3 separate regions of the Mus musculus genome follow, and regions 2 and 3 are each linked to region 1. A link is a loop called in an ENCODE intact Hi-C map of the cell type or tissue named here. Cell type or tissue: heart. All regions are shown on one strand. Links, peaks and the distances in the headings refer to the core of each region. The heading gives the core; the rest is flanking DNA.

What was found. Hi-C counts contacts between places; a loop is a spot of excess contacts. Peaks named below come from ENCODE experiments on the same cell type or tissue, not always from the same donor. Only the 100,000 strongest peaks of a DNase experiment are listed, where the experiment ranks them.
Region 2: a loop joins it to region 1, with 17 times the contacts of the local background. A loop is called at or near these places in 9 of 42 quality-filtered maps.
Region 3: it touches region 1 in a loop (2.7-fold over the local background); 2 of 42 quality-filtered maps call a loop at or near these places.

What each region holds. Positions count from the first base shown.
Region 1 is chr10:18,598,784-18,606,059 of GRCm38, reverse strand. It overlaps Arfgef3 (ARFGEF family member 3), which reads left to right. Exons shown (of 34, transcript NM_001033258.4): 27 at 2,525-2,653; 28 at 5,450-5,626; 29 at 6,760-6,874. Among named protein-coding and RNA genes, the nearest start is that of Hebp2, 56 kb to the right of the region's middle. In heart, for the core only: a CTCF peak has its summit at 3,818 (motif pointing right); no DNase peak of the experiment used is centred there.
Region 2 is chr10:18,388,500-18,395,775 of GRCm38, reverse strand. It overlaps a transcript of Nhsl1 not described here. Among named protein-coding and RNA genes, the nearest start is that of Nhsl1, 16 kb to the left of the region's middle. In heart, for the core only: CTCF peaks have their summits at 1,685, 1,890 (motif pointing right) and 3,976 (motif pointing left); a DNase peak (open chromatin) is centred at 5,565; H3K27ac peaks cover 944 bases.
Region 3 is chr10:18,231,439-18,238,714 of GRCm38, reverse strand. It overlaps Ccdc28a (coiled-coil domain containing 28A), which reads left to right and starts at 3,734. Exons shown (of 6, transcript NM_144820.4): 1 at 3,734-3,863. In heart, for the core only: CTCF peaks have their summits at 2,183 and 4,605 (motif pointing right); a DNase peak (open chromatin) is centred at 3,454; H3K4me3 peaks cover 1,482 bases; H3K27ac peaks cover 1,040 bases.

The DNA of each region.
Region 1 (7,276 bases), core at 1,327-6,326:
CACTCCACCTTTCCTTTTATCTGCCAAATTATTATTTTACAAGTTAAAGTGGGAAGCAGGTTTACAGGAAATCACCTGCTGACTCATTCCTTGTTTTCAACCCCTCACAGGATTAACATCAAATATAATTAGCCCCAGGTCTGTCTGTCCACAACTGGTCATGTGTGTTTTTCATCTTTCTCTCTTCATATTAGTTCAAGCCAAAGTCTAAAACACTGCATTAAATCTACAGTTGTTTCAGTAAGTGTATTCTAAAGTTAAAGTGTAGAGAGGCCTACCTTGTCCTCAGTGGGCTCTTCAACTAGATCCAGAAAGGCTTTTAATACAAAGGTTGATAAATCGGAGAAATATATACATATATGGGAACGAGAGAGGGAAGGGCAAAGAAGTGAGCATAACACAGCACACTCCCATACTCTTAGGCAATGCTCAAAAACTTGTGAAGCGAGCGTTGAGGAGGTGAAGATACAGGCCTCGGTTTGTTTCAAAGAGCTGTGTAGTACAGAAAGTATAGAGAGTATAGAAGCTAGTGGAAGATGAGGAGTACTCAACATAAGAATTTTTCATGCTCATCGCAGCCCTAATCACCAGACTCTAGCAATCAAGGCTGTTCCCCGTCCTTGTACTTAACAATGTCCCTTATCAAGTCATCTTTATGGCTTGTTGCACAAAGGAAGGCCACCTGGCCCTTTCTGAAGTAACACTTCCTCCAGGGACTTGAGCTGGAAGTGGCAAACCAATTTGGCAAATATAGAGATAGATCACCTTAATCCTACCTTGTGGGGCATTGAACTCTGCACAGACAGGCTGGTCTCCAGGTGAGCTGAGATCTGAATGGTGATAATTCACCTTCATGACATGGTAGGCGTTCCCTCGTGCTCCTGGAACTCTGGCCCCTGCCTAAGTTACCACACACACACACACACACACACACACACACACACACAGCCCCCACAAGAGAAGCATGACTAGAAGTCACATAGACAATGGCCCAAGCTTCTGACCTTCAGGCTAAACTCCTTTCCAGTTACCTAGCAACAGTAAAGACCATAAAAAGGGCGGTTCAGCCCCTGTTTGCTCTCTCTCACTAGTCTCTCTTGCTTCTTACCCCTCACTCTCATGCCCTCTCTCCTCTCTGTCTTCTCTTCTCCTCTCTCCCTCTTACTCTCTTTCTCTCTAGCCCTCTCTCTCTCTCTCTCTCTCTCTCTCTCTCTCTCTCTCTCTCTCCCTTCTCTCCTTCTCCCTGCCTTTCTATAATAAAGCTCTAAAAGCATAGTCTTTGCTCATCAAGATCCCCTGCACTCACTCTCGCAGCTGTTGGGAACCTCATCCCTCTTTCCTATAACCCTGGTGGCTTTAGCAAAGTAGCTGCAGGGCTCCCCAGGTAGGGCTGCCCCTTGCCACCCCCTGAAGAGTGGGTCAGAGGCTTGAATGCACACCCATGGCTAAGTGGAAAGTGTATGGCAGCTCTCCCATGCCTGACAGACCAGAGAATAGGTAAAACGCTGGCAGGGTGTGGGTTCCCCTCCCCCTTCCCCAGGGCCTCCTTTTTAGTTCCCAACACTACCATAGTAAACAAAGCAGCTTGGCTTAGATTAGGAGATAGCTGGAGCTGGAGTTGGGGGACAGTGGAAAGCTGGTTACAGAGTGTCTGTGTGAGATGACAACTTACATTGCATGATGCACACAATTAATGCCACTTAAGTTACAAAGAAAATAGTGGAAGTAGCACATTTTATTATTTTAAAATAATAGGCAGGAAGGATAGAGATGTATCTATTTGAAAGAGAGCCTACCTCACATGAATGATGCCCTGGGTTTGATCTCCAGCACTATATAAATAGTATGATGTGTAACAAGTCCCTAAATCCCAGAACTTGGGAGATGACTGGTTATAAATTGATAATGGCATCTACCTTGTCAGCTATTATGTCTAGCTTTGTGTATTCTATGTATGCTTATGATTTATATTTATATTTGCATTTTTCACTGGGCTGTAAATTATGTATATTGAAAATCCATGCATGATACTATCTGAGCATGTATCAGTTCTTAAAACTGTTTATGTATTTGTGTACTAGGCACATATATGAGAGGTGGAAACTTCCAATCAGAAGTTCAAGGTCATCATTGGGTAAATAGCAAGTTTGAGGCTAGCATAGGCTACATGAGACCCTGTCTCAAGAGAAAAACAAGAGGATAGACAGAAATAAAGCTAAATAAATAATTCTATATCTGTATAATTATATGACTAGTTCCCAAGAAGTCTGACAGTCATTTCAGTCACTGCTGTTTTTAGAAGGTAAAGTTCAGGAAGAATTAGAGTCTTGTGTTTTCCTTTGACTTTGTCAGACCATATTAGTTGACCTTTGCCTGCTTGTGGGCACCTAGAGCTAACACACTCTTTGGCAATTGACATCCCAATGCCCTTTGCCATTCGTACATGGAATTAGCTCGGATCTTGCAAGTATTATTCTTCCTGATGGAGAGCTGGGTTTCTGAGCAGTCTGCCTTTTTTTTCCAGGTCTGATAGAAGTCTGGATCATCCTGTTGGAGCAGCTAACAGCAGCTGTGTCCAACTGTCCAAGGCAACACCAACCACCCACCTTAGATTTACTCTTTGAGCTGTTGAGAGATGTTACCAAAACACCTGGTAAATGTCTATATCTGTTTCTATTGGAGTTATATGCTGTTAGACATTTAACTATTTTCAAGAAGGTGTCTCTTTGGATATTTAACTGTTTTTCACTGTTAAGGCCAAGTTTCACTCACAGTAGATGCTCAGTAAATATGTGTTCGATGGCTACAATGATGTTTCATGGGTAAGATATATCCCTGAAATTTTTACCAAAGATGTGTTCGTTGGTGCTGTTGGAATCCCACATCAATCCATCTGTGCCATCAGTGCCTCCATAGGACAGCCGGCTTTGCCACTTGACATGATTGCAGCCTTCTTCCTCGGCCAGATCTTACAGCCTTCGCAGCCCCAGTGCTCTTAGGAGAGCTCAACTGACCCACCACTCATGCGCACATACCATACCAAGCAGCCTCTTGTCGTGGTGATTGGAATTGGAAAAGGATACCTACTGCCTAAGATGGTCTCCTGTGTAGGAAAGAGACCTTAGGAATGCATCTCTTGTTCACAGTTATTATTCATTTCAAAGTTTCCTCAGTCAAAGAAACTTTTTATAGAAATGTAAGGTGTTTTTATTGTTATTTTTTTCTTTTCTTTTTTTTTGTTGTTGGTTTTTTTTATTTTCTTTTTTTTATTAGGTATTTATTTCATTTACATTTCCAATGCTATCCCAAAAGTCCCCCACCTGCTCCCCCACCCGCTCCCCCACTCACCCACTCCCACTTCTTGGCCCTGGCATTCCCCTGCACTGAGGCAGATAAAGTTTGCATGATCAATGGGCCCCTCTTTCCACTGATGGAAAGACTAGGCCATCTTCTGCTACATATGCAGCTAGAGACACAAGCTCTGGGGGGGGAGGGGGTACTGGTTAGTTCATATTGTTGTTCTACCTATAGGGTTGCAGATCCCTTTAGCTCCTTGGGTACTTTCTCTAGCTCCCCCATTGGGGACCCTGTGATCCATCTAATAGCTAACTGTGAGCATCCACTTCTGTGTTTGCTAGGCCCCGGCATAGTCTCACAAGAGACAGCTATATCTGGGTCCTTTCAGCAAAATCTTGCTAATGTATGCAATGGTGTCAGCGTTTGGAGGCTGATTATGGGACTGTTATTTTATGGGTGCTTTGCCTGCATAAATAAATGTCTGTGTACCACATGCATACAGTACTTGGAGAGGCCAGCAGAGGGCATCAGATCCCCTGAAACTGGAGTCAGACAATTGGGAGCTACTGTAAGGGTGACTGAACTCTGAATCGAACTCTGATCCTCTGGACTAGGAAGGGTCAGTTAAGAGCAGCCAGACTTTGAATTTTAGTTTTTACTAACGGAATTAGAACCTTAATGAAGCTACTAACCAGTTCCACAGTGAGCTGTCTATTCATCATTGTGATGACTTGATTATTAACACCTGCTTAAAATTCATTGTAAAGTTTGTAGCTATTCTCATATGTTTAAAAATTAAAAGCATCCCACTAAACAAAGTTATGCACCATGACTTCTAAATATATCTCATTACTAAGCACCATTTTCAATGTTTATATGAATAGTGTTTAACGTAATAAATATATGTTTGTTAAAGTCTCTTAAATACTAAAGTTTTTTTAACACTAAGTGAAAAGCAGTTAATAAATATGAATAACATTATGACATTTTCAAGGAATTATTTTAAATGTAGAATCACCTATATGGAATTTATGTATTTAAAAATACACATTCATACATGTTCATTCAAGAAGTACCTTAAGGAAATATGTTAAAATGGAATTATATCTGTATGTAAGTGTTTTTTTTTTTTTTTCAATTTTTCGAGACAGGGTTTCTCTGTGTAGCCCTGGCTGTCCTAGAACTCACTCTGTGGACCAGGCTGGCCTCGAACTCAGAAATCTGCCTGCCTCTGCCTCCCAAGTGCTGGGATTAAAGGCATGCGCCACCACTGCCCGGTTGTATGTAAGTTTTGTTCCTCTATATTATGTAATGTTCATGTTATCTTTGATATCTTTTTCTTTTCTTGTTGGATCTTACTGTTTAGCCCACATTGGCCTGAAACTGGTAATCTGTCTTGACCCCCAAGTGCTAGGAGTATAAGCATGTGCCAGCCCACCCTATTTGTACCTTGCTTTTAAAATCAATTTTTAAAAATCTATTAGTGTTTCTTTAAAGAAGCACAAAGATAATCTTTATAGCATTGCCTACAGAATAAAAAGACGACTCACGTCTTAAATTTTCATCAGCACTGAAATTGATTAATAAAGTATACCTATATATAATGAAAATAGTGATCAGTGAAAATAAGGATTGTTTAAATTTTTTGATAATGTAAACTCTGTTTTCCATAGTTATCAAAGTAGTTTAAAGCTCTAAGCTAGTGTGGTGGGAAATGGGTGAAATCACAGTTGGCTCTGCCAGGGAAACACAAGTCCAAGAGTTCAAAGCCTATCTGGACAACAGAGTGAGACTCAGACTATTATAAATAAAACTATATACCTTGGTGTTCTGTGTAAGTATATATAATATATTTTGACATTCTTTCCTAAATGCACATATGTGTTTATATGTTTGACTATGAGAACTAAGAGATCAAGAGGCATTTTAACTTGGTAATATTTGAATTTTTTATGTCTATTCGTATACCTGCAGAGCTATAGTCATACAAAGAAGTAAAATGCCCATTATTGCCCCCAGTGAGTTGTCAATTCTCCCCACACTTTCTCAAGAATAGGAAAAAATTTTTGAAAGAGATCTTTGATACCAGCCATAGCAAGAAGCCCCCATCCCTTTTGGAATGGTAATTCTGACCCTCCTCTTTCCTTTTCAGGCCCTGGGTTTGGAATCTATGCAGTTGTTCACCTTCTCCTTCCTGTGATGTCTCTGTGGCTCCTCCGTAGCCACAAGGACCATTCCTACTGGGATGTGGCATCTGCTAACTTCAAGCACGCCATTGGTCTGTCCTGCGAGCTGGTGGTGGAACACATTCAAAGCTTTCTACACTCAGGTAGCTGCAGAGCCAGAGCCTGCCCTTGTAGGCATTGCTTCTCCAGGCTTCTCAAAGTGCTTCGTGAAACGCTGGTGCAAATGCCTTTGTTGAAGATACGATAACCTAATAGCAGGTCCAATGTAGCTAGGCATAAGAGGAAAGGCTTATTCAAATACACAGCTTTTTAAAATCCTCATAGCCAGAGTATGCAGAGGTGGTATATCTTGTTGTTTGTGCTTTTTCATCAAAAGAAAGCAAATAAAAGAAATAGAATTTAGAAAGGGCTGTGGTTACCAACTTGAAGTTACTTATCAGGACAGAGATAAGGGGAAGTTCCTTAGTGCCCTGTGGCACTTTGAAAAATATACATGTTAGTGGAGAGTTATGTTGAAAGTGGCAGATAGAGAAGGACAGGCAGGGCAGCAGCCTGGGGACCTGAGCAGGGACCTCTGTGAGAGTCAGACTTTGCTCTCGAGCTGGTTTGGGAGGTTTGGGAGGAAAAAGAAGCATAGCGTCAAAACAGAAGGGGAAAATACACAGAAGCAAGAGGCCTTCTTGCTAGAAAAGACAAAAGAGACCAAGCAGAATGTGGGCCCCAAGGAGTTTAAAGCAAGAATAGGAAATTGCGTCGATACTAAATTCAGTGAGGATAATTTGTCCTGCAGAATAAAGCTGCTGGTGGCGTGGGGAGGGATTTCCACAGCTGGTGGAGGAGAAAGGGATTTCCACACGAAGGCAGTGAGTGTGTCTCAGGGGGTTGGTATTTTTGAGCAAGCACTGAGGGGTGTGGAAGCAATGCCACTGAAAATTGCTTCTGTAGCCTCACAAGGACCCTAAGGAAAGCACACAGATACAGTCCTAGAGTGGACAATTAGATTGGCTTGGAGACCTCCGTTTCCTTTAGTCTACAAATGCTGTGCAAATGGAAGCCAGATAGACAGAGGTTCAGAAATCCCCAAGCTGAGACAGGACTGCTTTCTTGCCCAAGAGCACCTAAATATAATTCAGTTTTCATCACCAAGGAAAGTATATTTGAATTTTTCTTTTTAGATACATTTAGATGTCTCAGACTTTCTTCTTTTGCCAGAGATGGCCATTCCATTCTCCCCTGTTTCACTAGAGTTTTAAGAATCTACTCCTTCTTCCTGCAGACATCAGGTATGAGAGTATGATCAACACCATGCTGAAGGATCTCTTTGAGCTACTGGTAGTATGCGTGGCCAAGCCCACAGAAACCATCTCCAGGGTGGGCTGTTCCTGCATTAGGTGAGGAGAGGGTCCCTTGGCTCTTTACAAGGGTGGGGTTTTATCATAGAATCCCAAGAAGTTGTCTTTTATGGTAGTGACTCACTTTGTGGATTGCCTTTCAGAAATAATGTATAATTAATAGTTCCCCCTCTTTGGTGTTCAGTCAACATGTGCTTAGTGCTCGGGGGCAGAGGAGGAGGGTGAGAATTGAAGGTGGATGGAGCCTGAGATTTAGTGCCCACTGCCAGCTCCTAGTCACCAAGTAGATTGCTTCAATCTGTTCCCGAGTTCTATGTACCACTCTGGGAGGGGGGAGGGTTGTCTCAAGTCTTAGGGTCTTGCTCCAATACCCACTCCTAACAAGCTCCATTTTGGAGTCTAGAATATTGTTCCCATGTATGATGAGGACATAAAATTCTT
Region 2 (7,276 bases), core at 967-5,966, 210 kb after region 1:
TAGAGACCAGTCTGGACTACATAGCCAGGATGAGAGCCTGTCTCCAAAAGCAAACAGATGTAACAGATACTGACAATCCTGACAGTAATGATGATAGCAAGTCACTTCAAAGTCAATCTTCTCCCTCTCCCTTTCTCTCACAGCCTGTTCTGAGCATATGTTGAAGTTTGCTACACTGATAATATTTTAACAGAACACAGAAGAAAAGGTATCAGTCTCCCGACTTCTGCAAGCAAGATACAGAGCATGACTGATTATAGTCATAGGAAAAACACATCTGGCTAAAGGTAGGTTCATAACTGAAAGACTGTTTCAGCACACGGGCAGTTAGAGTCAAGTGACGCATGTGTTACACACCAGGCCAGATGTCACTTACGAAAATGACATGACTCCAAAAAGCAACGAAGTGTCACTTAGAAATTAATATGTAAGTATAATTATTTGGCCAAAGCCAGATGAGACCTCCTCTAAAAATGAGATTACATCGAAGCTCAGAAAAGATCAAAATCTGACTTTCCTAATGAAGCTAAAGCCTCCCAGGAAAGAAATCAATAGTTGAATTCAGTGCTTATCAGTAGCCCAATAAATGTCTGTGTGTGTGTGGGGGGGGGGGGGCGGTGCGGGCAGACAAGATGGTGTCCGTTTGTGAGTGCTAGCCTAGCACTGCTCAGAGAGTACAGACACGAGGTCAGACCCGGCTGAAATGTATTGGTGCCTAGATTCTCACCCACGTGGAACGCTGGAGCCATGTTTTAGAAAGGATTCCGGTTCAGTAGACCATGTGGTTAGAGCTTTTGTTCCGTGCATCCCTTCCTGGGCTGTGTATTCACACTCCTCTTCCCTGTTTAAGAGCAGTATGTTTTTAAACGGCTCCTTTTTGAAGGTTGAGCTGCCAACGGAGGCACTAGGTGTGTTACAAATAGTTACATGCAAAAGGCAGAAAGTGAAAATGGCTATGTTGTTTCTAATCTTAACTACAATGTAAAACAGTCTCAGATGCATCCAACCCAGGGGCTGAGGATGTCAAAGTTCAGAGGCAGTGTACTTTTGCCTAGCATGTGCAAGTTCCATCCCTATACCATAAAAATCAAAAACCTAAACAAAAAGGAGAAAGGGGAAAAGGTGCATCCAACGCTAAGCACGAACTCCGCCTGAGTCTGACCACTTAGAATCACCCAGAAGGAATCAGATGGTGCCTCCGACTGTCACCATGAAAATGAAACCACATACTTCAGTGTGTTTCAATTACAGAAGCTCGGGAACATAGGGTCTCAGAGATATCCCAATGAGGAAATGTCGCTGTGAGGTCACACACTACACAGACATTCTCATCTATGCAGTTTATCCTGCTGGGCCCTGCACCAAGCAGGTGCTCTGTTAAGCGTTTGGAAATTGTTACTTCCTGCCAATACTGAGACCCACAGTCCCACATGGTCAAAGTAACCCCAATAACAAGGAAATATAGCCATTTTCCAAGATCACACTTCTCCAACAGCATGGAATCTGAATCTCAAGGGCCCTCCCAATGCCTTGAGCCACCAAAATCATCTATCCCTAGAACAGACATGTGGCATATAAAAAGATCATTCTTTGTGAGATTAACACAGAAAACTGATCCCTTAAAACATGTTGTTCTCATTAAATTTTAACACCTGGACTGAAAAAAATAAAAGTTCCAAATAAGAGGAAATTAGCTCTGTCAGGTTTGCAGCACTACATGTAAACCTTTCAACTCAGAGCAGTTGGCTGTACTAAAGCAGTCATTATGCCTCATTTATGTCTATTGAACAGTCCTGTTTGAAAGCCTGTCTTATATGTGGAGAATGACTCAAAACATGATTTGTATTTTAGTAGATGACCAGCAGGTGGCAGAACGCACAACCCACCTGCAATAGAGCCACCACCAGTAAAAGAAAATGGTGGGATTCACTAGGAAGGAGTATGCAGATTCAAACGCTGCCTGGCTGAGGAACCTGGCTTCAACTTCAAACCTGTGTCTGCGTCACAAAACAGAAGTTGAGTGAGTACCCATCCACCATGTCAGCAGCATGAGAGATAAAACCCAGCAGTGCTCTACGGCACTGTGGGCACAGTATGGACGAGGGATAAAGGACAGAACGGAAGCTAAAAGATGGCTCAGTGGTCAAGAGCACAAACTGTTGATCCAGAGGACCCTGGTTTGATTCCCCACACCCACAGGGTGGCTCACGACAGTCAGGAACTCCAGTTCCAGGGATTCTAATGCCCTCTTCTGGCCTCTGTAGACACCATGCCCTGCCGGCGGGTGAGGAGGCGGGGAGGAATCACAAGGTGAACAGCTCCTGAGACACAGACACACACAGACACACACAGACACACAGACACACAGACACACACAGACACAGACACACACACACACACACACACACACACACACACACACACACATGCAAAACAAAGAGCAGTGTTCCAGGCATTGCTTCATTTAAAGAGTCCAAATGAGCCTGGTCCCAAGTGACGTCTTCCAGTACTAAATTACAAACCCCTGGACTCCACCCTAGACGCTCAGAACTGCTACAGAAGGACCTGAGAGCCACCCGAGAGGCTGTATCCGATACACATGGAGACAGTTGGCTCATGCATTATCTGTAGACCATCTAGCAATCTATATGTAGTCAGAAGATGGATAAGGCCTGCGTTTGCCTTCTAGGACATACTCAGAGTAAGGAGCAAGTCTGTAGTTCAGCAGGGACAAACCAACCCCTCTGTCTTAGCTAGGGTTTCCATTGCTGTGAAGAGACATCATGACCAAGGGGACTCTTATAAAGAACAGCATTTAATTAGGGCTGGCTTACAGGTTCAGAGATTCAGTCCATTGTCATTGTGGCAGAAACAGGGCAGCACCCAGGCAGCCGCGGTGCATGGAGTTTCACATCTTGTCCCAAAAGCAAACAGGAGAAGATTGTCTCATGAGCAGCTAGTAGGGGGGTCTCAAAGCCCACCCCTACAATATCACTTCCTCCAATTCCCATTCTCTGAGCCCAGCATATTGAAACCACAATATGACATACACAAGAGGCCTCAGGTTTAGCCAAATGACCTGTGGGTAATTTCTCCACTGACACACTTACAATAATAATAATAAACCCTTGCTATCCCCACTTCCCTCTCCTTCGGCCCTGCCACCTACTATACCAAGGGATTTGTTCACTTTGCAGCCGCAGTCCCATTTCCACGGTCATTTCTCTCTGATCCCCCTGCTCACAGTGCCCCATCCCCCCCAACCTCAGCTCTCCTGCCCAGCTGTCATCGGTGGACATCTGTCTGTCATCACCACAGTCTCTGCCACCACTTCCTTCTCCGAGCAGTGGGTGTTCAGTCTGCTCTCTAAGTTTCCAGTTAGTTACCTTGCAAGGAAAAGGATAGAGCTAGCTGTGCTGGCGACTGGAGGGCAGCCATAGCTCCCTGCAACAGAAGTGGGAGTCTTGACTTGATTCTCCCTCCTCCCCTGAGGAGAGTACTGGGCCCACTCTACCCTCTCCGCTTTTGCTCTCCTCTGCTGGCTCTCATAATGCAGTTCACCCCTCAGCCCTGACCCTGTCGAACCTTTCACTGCCAACACCCATATTACAAATCCCACTCCATGATGGAGGCTAGTCTCTCCTATTGTCTCCTAAAAGCATAACTTCCGGTCCCCCCAAGTGACTACTCTCCCAGTTCTCAGAAAGCAAGCACAGAGAAGTTCCTGACTTTGCCTGGTTTTTGAGATTCCAGCATCAGCCCTTTTCCTGATTCCAATGATGAGCAAAACTTAACTCTGTGAATTCATAATAAAAATTCATTGGATAATGTGAGAAGGAAGGTTTTAGCATTTTCCTTTCGCCTTTTAGAAATATACTGAGACAACACAGAATGGCAGACACCACAGATATTTAAACCAGGCGGAGCTAGACCTTGATTTCCACATAAAGATTCACTGAAGCACGGCAATAGTGCCACCTTGTGGGACAGCCATGACTACACCAAAACTCAAGAGGCGATCCATATCCAGAAAAATCACTGTCATTTTTAGATGCATCTTTTTGAGAATTTGTAGACCACAATCAACCAAAGGACAGGTAACAGGCTATTAGTACCGGATCTCCAAGGAGTAAAGGCACTGGTAGTTAATACCACCCTGTTAATGGCTCAAGGTGAATGGATAAAGAGACCGAAGCACGGAAGCCTTCAGATACCATTTAACTGACCGTGACCCTGAAACCAAGAAGTAATATTTAAACATTTAGTCTTATATCCAGATAGCATTTGGAGGCATGATTATTATCATGAGAAATTAAAACAAATTAGTATATAACCTTTAAGAAAACAGTAAAGCCAGGCAGTGGTGACGCACGCCTTTGATCCCAGCCCTTGAGAGGCAGAGGCAGGCGGATTTCTGAGTTCGAGGCCAGCCTGGTCTACAGAGTGAGTTTCAGGACATCCAGGGCTACACAGAGAAACCTTGTCTCGAAAAATCAAGAAAAAAAAATTTTTAAAGAAAGAAAACAGTAAAACCCTCTGTTAAAACATAAAACAAAGTAAGCTAAGGACATAACATGGTTGGTAGAATTCTGTGCAGCATGCACAAGTCCCTGGGTTCAGTCCCCAGTACCCCGTAAACAGGACCAAAAACTGGGCATGGTGGTACATGCCTGTGATCCCAACACTCTGCAGGCAGACACAGATCAGAGCCTACCAGTGACTACTTGACGGGCTTGCTGCAGCCCGTGACACATAAGACACTGTCTCAAAACTCAACCAGATGACCACCTTTTAAAAAATGACATAGGTAACTTAGAAATAGGCCTGTCAATCTATCCTGAGAGAAAGAAATAACTGAATGGTAACTGTAGCACCCAAGGAACTCCTTAATATCAGCACTGTAGAAACACATAGGCAGCGCTAAACATGGGGCGGGGCAGGCAGGCAGATAACACGGATGTTTTAGTAGGCTGCTCTGAACATTTTCTAAATACACTACAGCGTATAAAGCAAGAGAGCAAGGAGCTGTTTCCTTTCCACGAGTTTTGGAGAAAAGCTTTTGCCTCCAGACAATCATGAGCCTTTCTCTGGAAGCCCCGGCACTCATGCTGCGAGAGACAGAGGCCAAAGGTCCCCAGTGGCCCCCACTTTCGCTACCAATGGATGCGCACTGCGTGTTGTCTTCTCCATGGGCTTCTCTAGCCAAATCCCTCGCTCCATTTAAGCAGCTTGGTTCAAATTGTAAAACTTAAAAGTTTCACTTACCAGATGCCTAGATAAATCTCATCTGGAGGCCTTTAGAACAAAGCCACCGTGAGTGACATCCAGCCTGGCTGAGTCTTGAGGGTGATGTGAATCCTCCGGACAGGCGATGCACGCCCGAGACTGCACAGAAGAGACTGGGCCGCTGTCCTCAGATGTGGGTAGTAGCCTAGCGCTGTAAGCCAGGAGCCCTCTCCTTGCTATGATCCAAGGTCTTTCTTCCTACCAGGCTTCAGATCTGGCTCTGAAGTTAGCACGCGTGCGCGCGCACACACACACACACACACACACACACCTTGATACACAGTTCAAGCACATCCGTGAGTCATGCTTCCACTTCCTCTCAGGGTTCCCAGTGGTCCTCGGTGGCACAGAGTTCATTCATTCACAACAGTGCGCGCTCAGTCACACGGAATACTCACACACTAAACTCCAGCCCTTAGCACTTTAAAAGTATTTCCTTTCAACCTCCTGTAAAACCACCGCCTCACTTTCATTAGCAGATGAGAACTTCATCCCAGCAGACGGGCTCCCCAGGCACAATTCACACACATTATACTTCATAGGGCCTTTTCAATATTTACTTGCTGGTAGTGTTCTTCCTTTCAGGTCACAGATTATAGTGTTTAGCAACACGAAGAAGGAGGGGGTAGAGTTATGAATTAGTAAACTGCCGGGGCTTCCACTTGTCAATTCATTCCCACCTCGGAGGGGATTTGGACCCAGAGCTTCAACTCTCGGGAATTACCTTCAGGAAATGACTGAATCAAAAAGGGAATTGGCCAATTTTCTCCCAAAACAGGGAGTTATGGGGAAACTCCTCAGCTGTAGGCAAAGAGAGAGAAGTCTCTTCCTATGCAAATAAGTTTTGTTTCCCTCAGAGCGAGTTTGGTAAGGATTGCCAGGCCCTTCCCACCCTTTGATATGCTGATCTCGGGCTTCTAAACATGAGGGGGGTTATTTGATCACATTAATTATTGGGGGGGGGGTGGAGAAAGTGGGTGCTGCAAGGGAGGGGTGACACAAAGACTTCTCTAAATTGCCAGTTTGTTTGGTCTTTCATGGCACGCAACAATCAGATTCCTATTCACAGCTATTTCAGAGCTGGCTGGGAGACCATCAAAGTGTTTGGGAGGATGGAGCTAAACAGAGCCAAAACCCTGACAGCTTCACTTTCCGTGGCCAACTCGGATGCCAGCTCCCCGGACTTCTCAATCTCCCTGGCCCTGAGGGGGGAAAAGTCCTTTCTTACCTCTTCTGAGGAGCAAGGTGGGACACTGGCACATTTTCCTTGAATGCTTTGATCCTAGGGTGCTAGTCTGTGTTGGTATTTGTAAACCACGGCCATGCATAGTTACCTCAGGAGCTTGTAACTCTACAGATGTGTGGGCCCAATGCCAAGTGCTTGGAATCCTAAGGAGCGGCAGCCAGAGCTGAAAGCACCTCTCCGCGGAAGATGAAGACAATAGACAGTAATTGTTAGGGAAGTACAGCAATGGAGCCCACCCATCAACAAAGGAAAGACTATATGGAGGGGTTGGGACGCGTCCCCAAGCTGCCAGGCAAGCCCTGTAAGTCACAGATGGCCTTTCTCAGAGGAGAAATCAGAGGACTTCACTCAACACAGGACCCTGGTCAGATGCAGACAGCTGCCACTAGGTGGCTACTTACACTAGAGCTAAGTCCTTGTGCACCTACCCACCAATTCAACATTTCTTGAGCCTTGGGAAGTAAACTTAGAAAGTCCTAACTTCACAAAGTAAAAAGTTGCCCATGTGCCACACCAACTTTATCGTGGGACACAGGGCAGAGATTGCTCACAGGCTTGTAAATCTTATCTGTGCTTGCTAAACAATTATTTAAATCATTATATGTGCACATTTTTGTCAAAAAACAAACAAACAAACAAACAAACAAACAAAAAAGCCTACTAGGTTGTCACAAAAAGATGGGAATAGTTAAAAATTTAAAAATATTAAAAATTTTAAGAACCAATTTCAACAAAGTAGAATGT
Region 3 (7,276 bases), core at 2,054-7,053, 370 kb after region 1:
TTTTTTTTTTTTTTGAGACAGGGTTTCTCTGTATAACAGAGCCTTGACTGTGGACTCACTTTGTAGACCAGGCTGTCCTAAACCCGAATATGCAGAGATCCATCTGCCTCTGCCCCGAGTACTGGGATTAAAGGTGTGTGCCACCACACCCAACGACAGGGTTGTTCTTTTACTTCCTGTTTTCCTTTTTTCTCCTTTCCTCCCTTGCCCTTCCTATTAGTCAGGGTTCCCTAACGGAACAATTGATATGATGAAAACACCCACATTATATATCAGCATATCTCACACACACATATGAGAGAGAGAGAGAGAGGGTTATTAGCCTGCTTTATAGGCTGTGGCCATGGTATCTTTCAAAGCTATAGAAAAGACATCCCTCCTTCTACCCTTTGCTTCTTTATAAGCCATTCCTTCAAGTTCTTAGCATCCTTGGAGTACACGGTAATACCAAGCTGAGGAAAGGAGAAGCTGTATACAGCGTAGCCGATTCATGACCCATGGTATGCTTTGTTTTCTGGTTAATCCTTCTTTTAAAGCTGCTCTGGCTTCAGGAGATTGGGAAAGATTCTCCAAGGATCAAAACAACTCAGACCTTCCTGTCACTGTGTCAGGGTTTGTATTCCTGCACACAACATCATGACCAAGAAGCAAGTTGGGGAGGAAAGGGTTTATTCAGCTTACACTTCCATGTTCCTCTTCATCACCATGGAAGTCAAGACTGGAACTCACACAGGGCAGGGTCTTGGAGGCAGGAGCTGATGCACAGGCCATGGAGAGATGTTACTTACTGGCTTGCCTCCCCAGCTTACTCAGCTTGTTTTCTGATAGAACTCAGGACTGACTCCCAGCCCAGGGATGGCAACACCCACAATGGGCTAGGCCCTGCCCACTTGATCACTAATTGAGAAAATGCCTTACAGCTGGATCTCATAGAGGCATTTCCTTAAGGGAGGCTCCTTTCTCTGCAATAACTCTAGCTTGTATCAAGTTGGCATACAAAAATATTGAGTACAGTCACCTACCTCCTAAACTTGCTAACTACTTTAGCTTTAAAAGGGAAGTGTAGACTTGAAATACAAAAATAAATTAAAACATTAGCATTGTAGAACCCCCAGAAAATAAGGTTTTAGTTTGTTTAGCAAGAAGTCATCAGAACATCCAAAGGTTGGGTAATCAGACGCCTCGTCAGAGCTCTTAGAGGAAGGCAGGACTAGCAAAGCCCCAAATATTCTGCTGAGGAAAGAGATCTGCCTGGACAACGGTGATGTCATCTGGTCAGCTTTGTAACTTGGCCAACTCTTTCAGATGCTGTGGCTTCAAGGGCAGCCTAGGCAGCTGTGACACTGCACAGCTGAGATATTTATTGCACAACTGCCATTTCGTCATTTGGGGAGGCCAAAGCAGGAGAGTTCCACATTTGAGCCAACCTGGTCTATAGAAAATCCTGCCAAAAAGAGACCAGGCTGGCCTCGAACTCAGAAATCCGCCTGCCTCTGCCTCTTGAGTGCTAGGAATAAAGGCGTGCATCACCACGCCCGGCTTGAGTTTAAGATTTCTTCATTCATTAATTTAATGAGTACCCTTTTTATGTCACTCTCAACTGCTAAAGGTATGGAAATCAACACATATTTGCTCTTAAGGAAATTACAGCCTAAAGTAGTATGTTTAATAAAAGACTATAGGCGTAACAATGCTAGATGTCTAAGTCTTTAAAATGAACAGTCTCATTTTAAAGACTTTTTGGCCTCCTGCTAAAAACCTGTTACATCTTAGAGTAAAAATGAAATAGTTCCTCTGGATTCACTGTTTTGCCTCTTTTGGTGACAAAACTCATACCCAGGGCCTCAAGCATGCTGGGCCAGTGCTCCCCCAAAGTCCCACCCCAGGCCCTACTGTTTCTTCTATGACACAATACATACATTCTTGAGAAATGGCTACTCACTCACGGCTGTTTCACCTAGCGGATCCTCCTGGTACTTTCAGTTCCCAGCAGCTCTCCAAAAGCCCACTTGTCCCTTCAAGAAGTCTCTGGGGGTCCTCAGCCCTGGAGAGCTCTTCTCCAATCTCTCAGTAGTGTTTTAGAGCTCATCTCAGAGCAGAGAAGGCACCAAGTTTTACAAAGATAGCCAAACAATAGCATCGCTTTTGGGATAACTTTCCCATGTAGGTCTCAGCTCCGAAGCAAGTCAATATAGCACCACACTGTGGCCTGCTCCCAAACTGCTTTCCCTCTTTCATTCTTTCATGGCATAATTTTATAAAAGTAGAACCTAGGCCATGACATTCCTTAAAAACCAAGTTGTAGATCAATTCACAAAATACAACCATTCAGAGATGCCAAACAGGAGAATTCCGCCTTTTCTTAAGTTCAAGTTCTTTACCCTAAAAATACCAAATTATGAAACCTAACACGTGTTCACTTTGGAAACTGGAACCATGAATGCTGTATCTGTGGGGGTTTTTTGTTTTTGTTATTTTGTTTTGTTTTTTGGTTTGTTTTTTTTAAGAATTCCAAGTTTTTGGTTTTGTTTTTCCTAATGGAAGAACATCTCATAGTATGAGTTTAAGTACTTAGTAACTCCATTTTTGCTCTGTCTCAATATAATCTCTAGACACAATTTCCTCCCTAGGTAATGGGGAGATTGAAGGACAGGGTCACCTCAATCTAAGAAAGTCGGAATCTAAAAAGTCCCATCTTCCCTCTGAGAAGGCATCCACATCAAGGAGGGAAAGGTAAGTTTTCTTTAGTTTAGGGTTGAGCCTTCTCTCTTAGCCCTCAATTCCTAATCCCGGGGATGAAGTGGGGAGTCAGGCAGCAAGTCTGATTAGCCTTTCTGAATCTCAGAATCATTTCATTTGTTTTCTTTCTTTCTTTTTTTTTTTTTTTCTTTTCGGTTTTTTCGAGACAGGGTTTCTCTTTATAGCCCTGGCTGTCCTGGAACTCACTTTGTAGACCAGGCTGGCCTCGAACTCAGAAACCCGCCTGCCTCTGCCTCCCAAGTGCTGGGATTAAAGGCGTGCGCCACCACGCCCGACCTCAGAATCACTTCTAAAACGGGGATTTTGACATTACCTTAAAGGACTGTAGTGAGGTAAAGTGGGACGAGTGACACATACCCGTATGAGAAGCGCAGGCAGGAAGATCTCAACAACATAACCGGTTCCTGAGCAGTGTCGGCTATACGAGACTTGGTCAAAAAAAGGCAAAGAAAACGAAGAAAGACTGATAGACAGACAGACAGGTACACAGAAAACCTAAACGCACTCACCCCACCCCCACCACACCCAACTGCAATGCTTGGATACTGGCTATTTACAGAATCACACTTGGCGGCACAGCATCAGGGATGCTGAACCCAATACCGCTTCTCAAGCCAAACTAAAAGCAGCCAATCCGAGGTGTGGATCCGCCGCAAGGGGACAATAGGCTCCGCCTTCGATTTGTTCGAAAGGCATGCTGGGAATTGCAGTGCATGGGGCGGTCCTTCACCGAGGTGGCTGGCCGCTTCCGGTGAGGACAATATACAGCCAGTTTCCATGAGGCCATGAGACAGGCAGAAGTGGAGTGGCCAACAACAACTCCTCTTTCCCGCAGCCGCTGGAGCCATACCTGAAGGCGGCTATGGGAAGACGGAGCCCAAAGCAGAGACGCGAGCATCGCTAAGGGACCTGGGAGAGGCGGGGCTTTTCGCCTCTCGGAGGGCCCCGCCCAGATTACGTCACTTCCGTAAACAAAGGGCGCTTGCCTGGGTTTGTGACCCAGGCAGACGAGCTGGGCTCTTGATGCAGCCCTGGCGGAGGCTTTGAACGCTCTCTTACTTTTCCTAGCCGAGGAAGGGTAACCACAGCCTTTTCTCCCTCCGGTATGTAATGGGGTAAGGGGACCCCGCAACCTGTTCATTCGAGCCCCTCAGCACCTGCTCTGGTCACCGCTGAGTGTAGATGGGTCATCGCAGGGCTGGGTTGCGGAAGGGAAATGAATGAGGCAAAGTCCAGAGGCACCTCTGGTGATTCTGGTTGGCAGCGAGGCCTGACATTCAACCGTGAGCAGTTCGTCCCCTCTGGAAAGGTCCCTCGTGTTTGTCATACAAGAAGGATTTCAGGGTCTTGTGACAGATGTTATCTTTCAGAAAAGAGGACATCGCAAGCTTGGTCCCTCGGGGACCATTGGTTTATTGGCGATGCTTTATGTATTAACTGGTTTTTGCTTTTTCCTCCTCTTTTGTTACCAAATGTGTATTAGCATCCATAGATTTGAAGGTTAGCGTGTTTATATGTATCACCAATTATACAGATCCTCATCTCTTGGAAACCTGCTCCGTCATCTTCAAAGTTTTATTTAATCTGTATTACAGCTAAACAATTCCCGAATGACTCAAGTGGATTCGCTCTTGGTATCTGAGACAAGAGACTGAATGCTGTACCCTTTTCCAAGAAAAACCCACATCAGCTAGCAAAACAAAAATAAATTACCTGTATAATTCCCGACTAATTCTTTTAGGAGTGACAGAAGTCAGTTTCAGTCTTTTAAAATAGTCATGGCAGGACTAAATTCAACACTTTTAGATTTTAAATTTTATTAGATGACTGTGTACAGGTGCACACTGTGCCCCTGGAGGCCAGAAGAGGGCACTGGATACCTTGGGACAGAAGTTACTGTCATAAGCAGCATTGTTGGGCCTGGAAATCAAAAGAGACCTCCGAAAAGAGTAGTCAGTGCTCTTAACTGCAGAGCCATCTCTTAAGCCCCACAGTATTTTTTAAACGACCAGAGATCCTGAGTTCAATTCCCAGAAACCACATGATGGCTCACAATCATCTGTAATGGGATCTGATGCCCTCTTCTGGTGTGTTTAAAGAGAGTAACACTATACTCACATACATAAAGTAAATCTTTTTAAATTCATAGTGCAGTTAACGATTTGAAGGGGGGAACAGGTATGCATTTTCTGACACTTTTTTGTGATAAATTAATAATAGAATTAAGAAAATTCAAATCGAAAGAGCTAGACTTGTGGCACATGCCCATCCTTCCAGGACTCACTCAAGAGCCGAGGGAGAAGGATCATCACAGGTTGGAAACCAGCGTGGCTTACGTAGTAATTTCTCAGCCAGCCAAGGACATAGAGCAGAATTGTTTTTCAAAAAGAAAAGGTGAAGCTGTGCACACTTTTGATGCCTTTAATCCCAGGAGGGATAGAGCTATGCCTTTAATGAGTTCGGGCCAGCTGAGTCTACAGAGCAAATTTCAGGTCAGCCAAAGCTACATAGTGACACCTTGGGGGGAGAGAGAGAGAGATATCTAGGAGTGGTGGTTAATAGCATGTAAATAAAATGTATATTATGTAAGCCTTCAAGGTGCAGCTTAGTCCGCTGGTGCCCTGATTATACATGTATTTGAGTATGGTTTAGAAGGGAGATCTAAAGGCCAGATAAAGGCCCAGTGAGGCTGAGGAGTTACATGGGCGATTTGTTTATACTGGTCACTTATATAATGGTGGCCTCTTGAGGTTAAGGGCTTTGGCTAATTCATTGCTGCTTTCCCAGGACTGACGACAGTGCCTGGCTTGTAGAAGAGAGACAGTAGATACTTAGAAGATGTGTGAATAGAGAAAATGCTTTTTAAAAAATTATTAGACAGGGCTGGAGAGATGACTCAGCGGTTAAGAGCACTAGCTGCTCTTCCAGAGATCCTGAGTTCAATTCCCAGAATTGAACATGGTGGCTCACAATCATCTGCAATGGGATCTGATGCCCTCTTCTGGTATGTTTAAAGAGAGTAACATTATTGTCTTAGTTAGGGTTTCTATTCCTGCACAAACATCATGACCAAGAAGCAAGTTGGGGAGGAAAGGGTTTATTCAGCTTACACTTTCATACTGCTGTTCATCACCAAGGAAGTCAGGATTGGAACTCAAGCAGGTCAGGAAGCAGGAGCTGATGCAGAGGCCAGGGAGGGATGTTCTTTACTGGTTTGCTTCCCCTGGCTTGCTCAGCCTGCTTTCTTATAGAAACCAGAACTACCAGCCCAGAGATGGTCCCACCCACAAGGGGCCTTTCCCCCTTGATCACTAATTGAGAAAATGCCTTACAGTTGGATCTCATGGAGGCATTTCCCCAACTGAAGCTCCTTTCTCTGTGATAACTCCAGCTGTGTCAAGTTGACACAAAACTAGCTAGTACAATTGACCCCTTGTTAACTTGACAAACACATCACTAGTAAGCCTCAACCCTTAGTTCTTATTCATCCCCAAGATCTAAACAACTTTAAAAGTCCCACAGTCTTTACATATTAAAAGTTCTAGTATCTTTTAAAATACAAAGTACTTTAAATTTTAAAGTCTCTTAACTGTGGGCTTCACTAAAAAACTTCCTTCAAGAGGGAAAAATATCAGGGTACAGTCACAATCAAAAGCAAAAATCAATCTCCAACCATCCAATGTCTGGGATCCGACTCATGATCTTCTGAGCTCCTCCAAGGGCTTGGGTCACTTCTCCAGCCATGCCCTTTGTAGCACACATGTTGTCTTCTAGGCTCCAGCCACCTGTACTCCACTGCTGCTGTGGTTCTTGGTAGTCATCTCATGGTACTGGCTTCTCTAAAATGTTGCTGTCTTCCACTGTAACTTGGCTTTAACAATAGCCTCTCATAGGCTCTCTTCACGGTGCTAAGCCTCAAATCCTTTGCATGACCCCTTCAGTCCTGGGCCATCAATTGCCACTGAGGCTGCACCCTCACCAATGGCCTTCATTGGCCTATCACAGTGCTGAGCCTCAGCTGCTCTGTGTGACCCCTTTATGCCTTCAAAACCAGTACCACCTGGGTGACTCTTACACATTACCAAGTCCCACTGTAGCATGAGGTACAACTTTGGTTATCTCTGGAACACGGCTTCTGTGCTCTCAAAAAACACTTCCCAGAAGATGTCACCTCGATGATGCTGTTCTCTTCTTAATCACTGCTAATTTCTTAGCTCCAGCTAACCAGCATCAATAGTCCCAGTAATGCAAAAGTTTCATTTTTTTTAAAGATTGACTTACTTTATGTATATGAGTACACAGACACACCAGAAGAGGGTATAGGATTCCCATTACTGATGGTTGTGAGCCACCATGTGGTTGCTGGGAATTGAACTCAGGACCTCTGGTAGAGCAGCCAGTGCTCTTAACCATTGAGCCATCTCTCCAGCCCAAAAGTTTCGTTTTAGTAGTTCTGCTATCTTGTTAATCACAGCTGATTCTTCAGCCCCAGCTAACCAGAACCACAGAATATTCC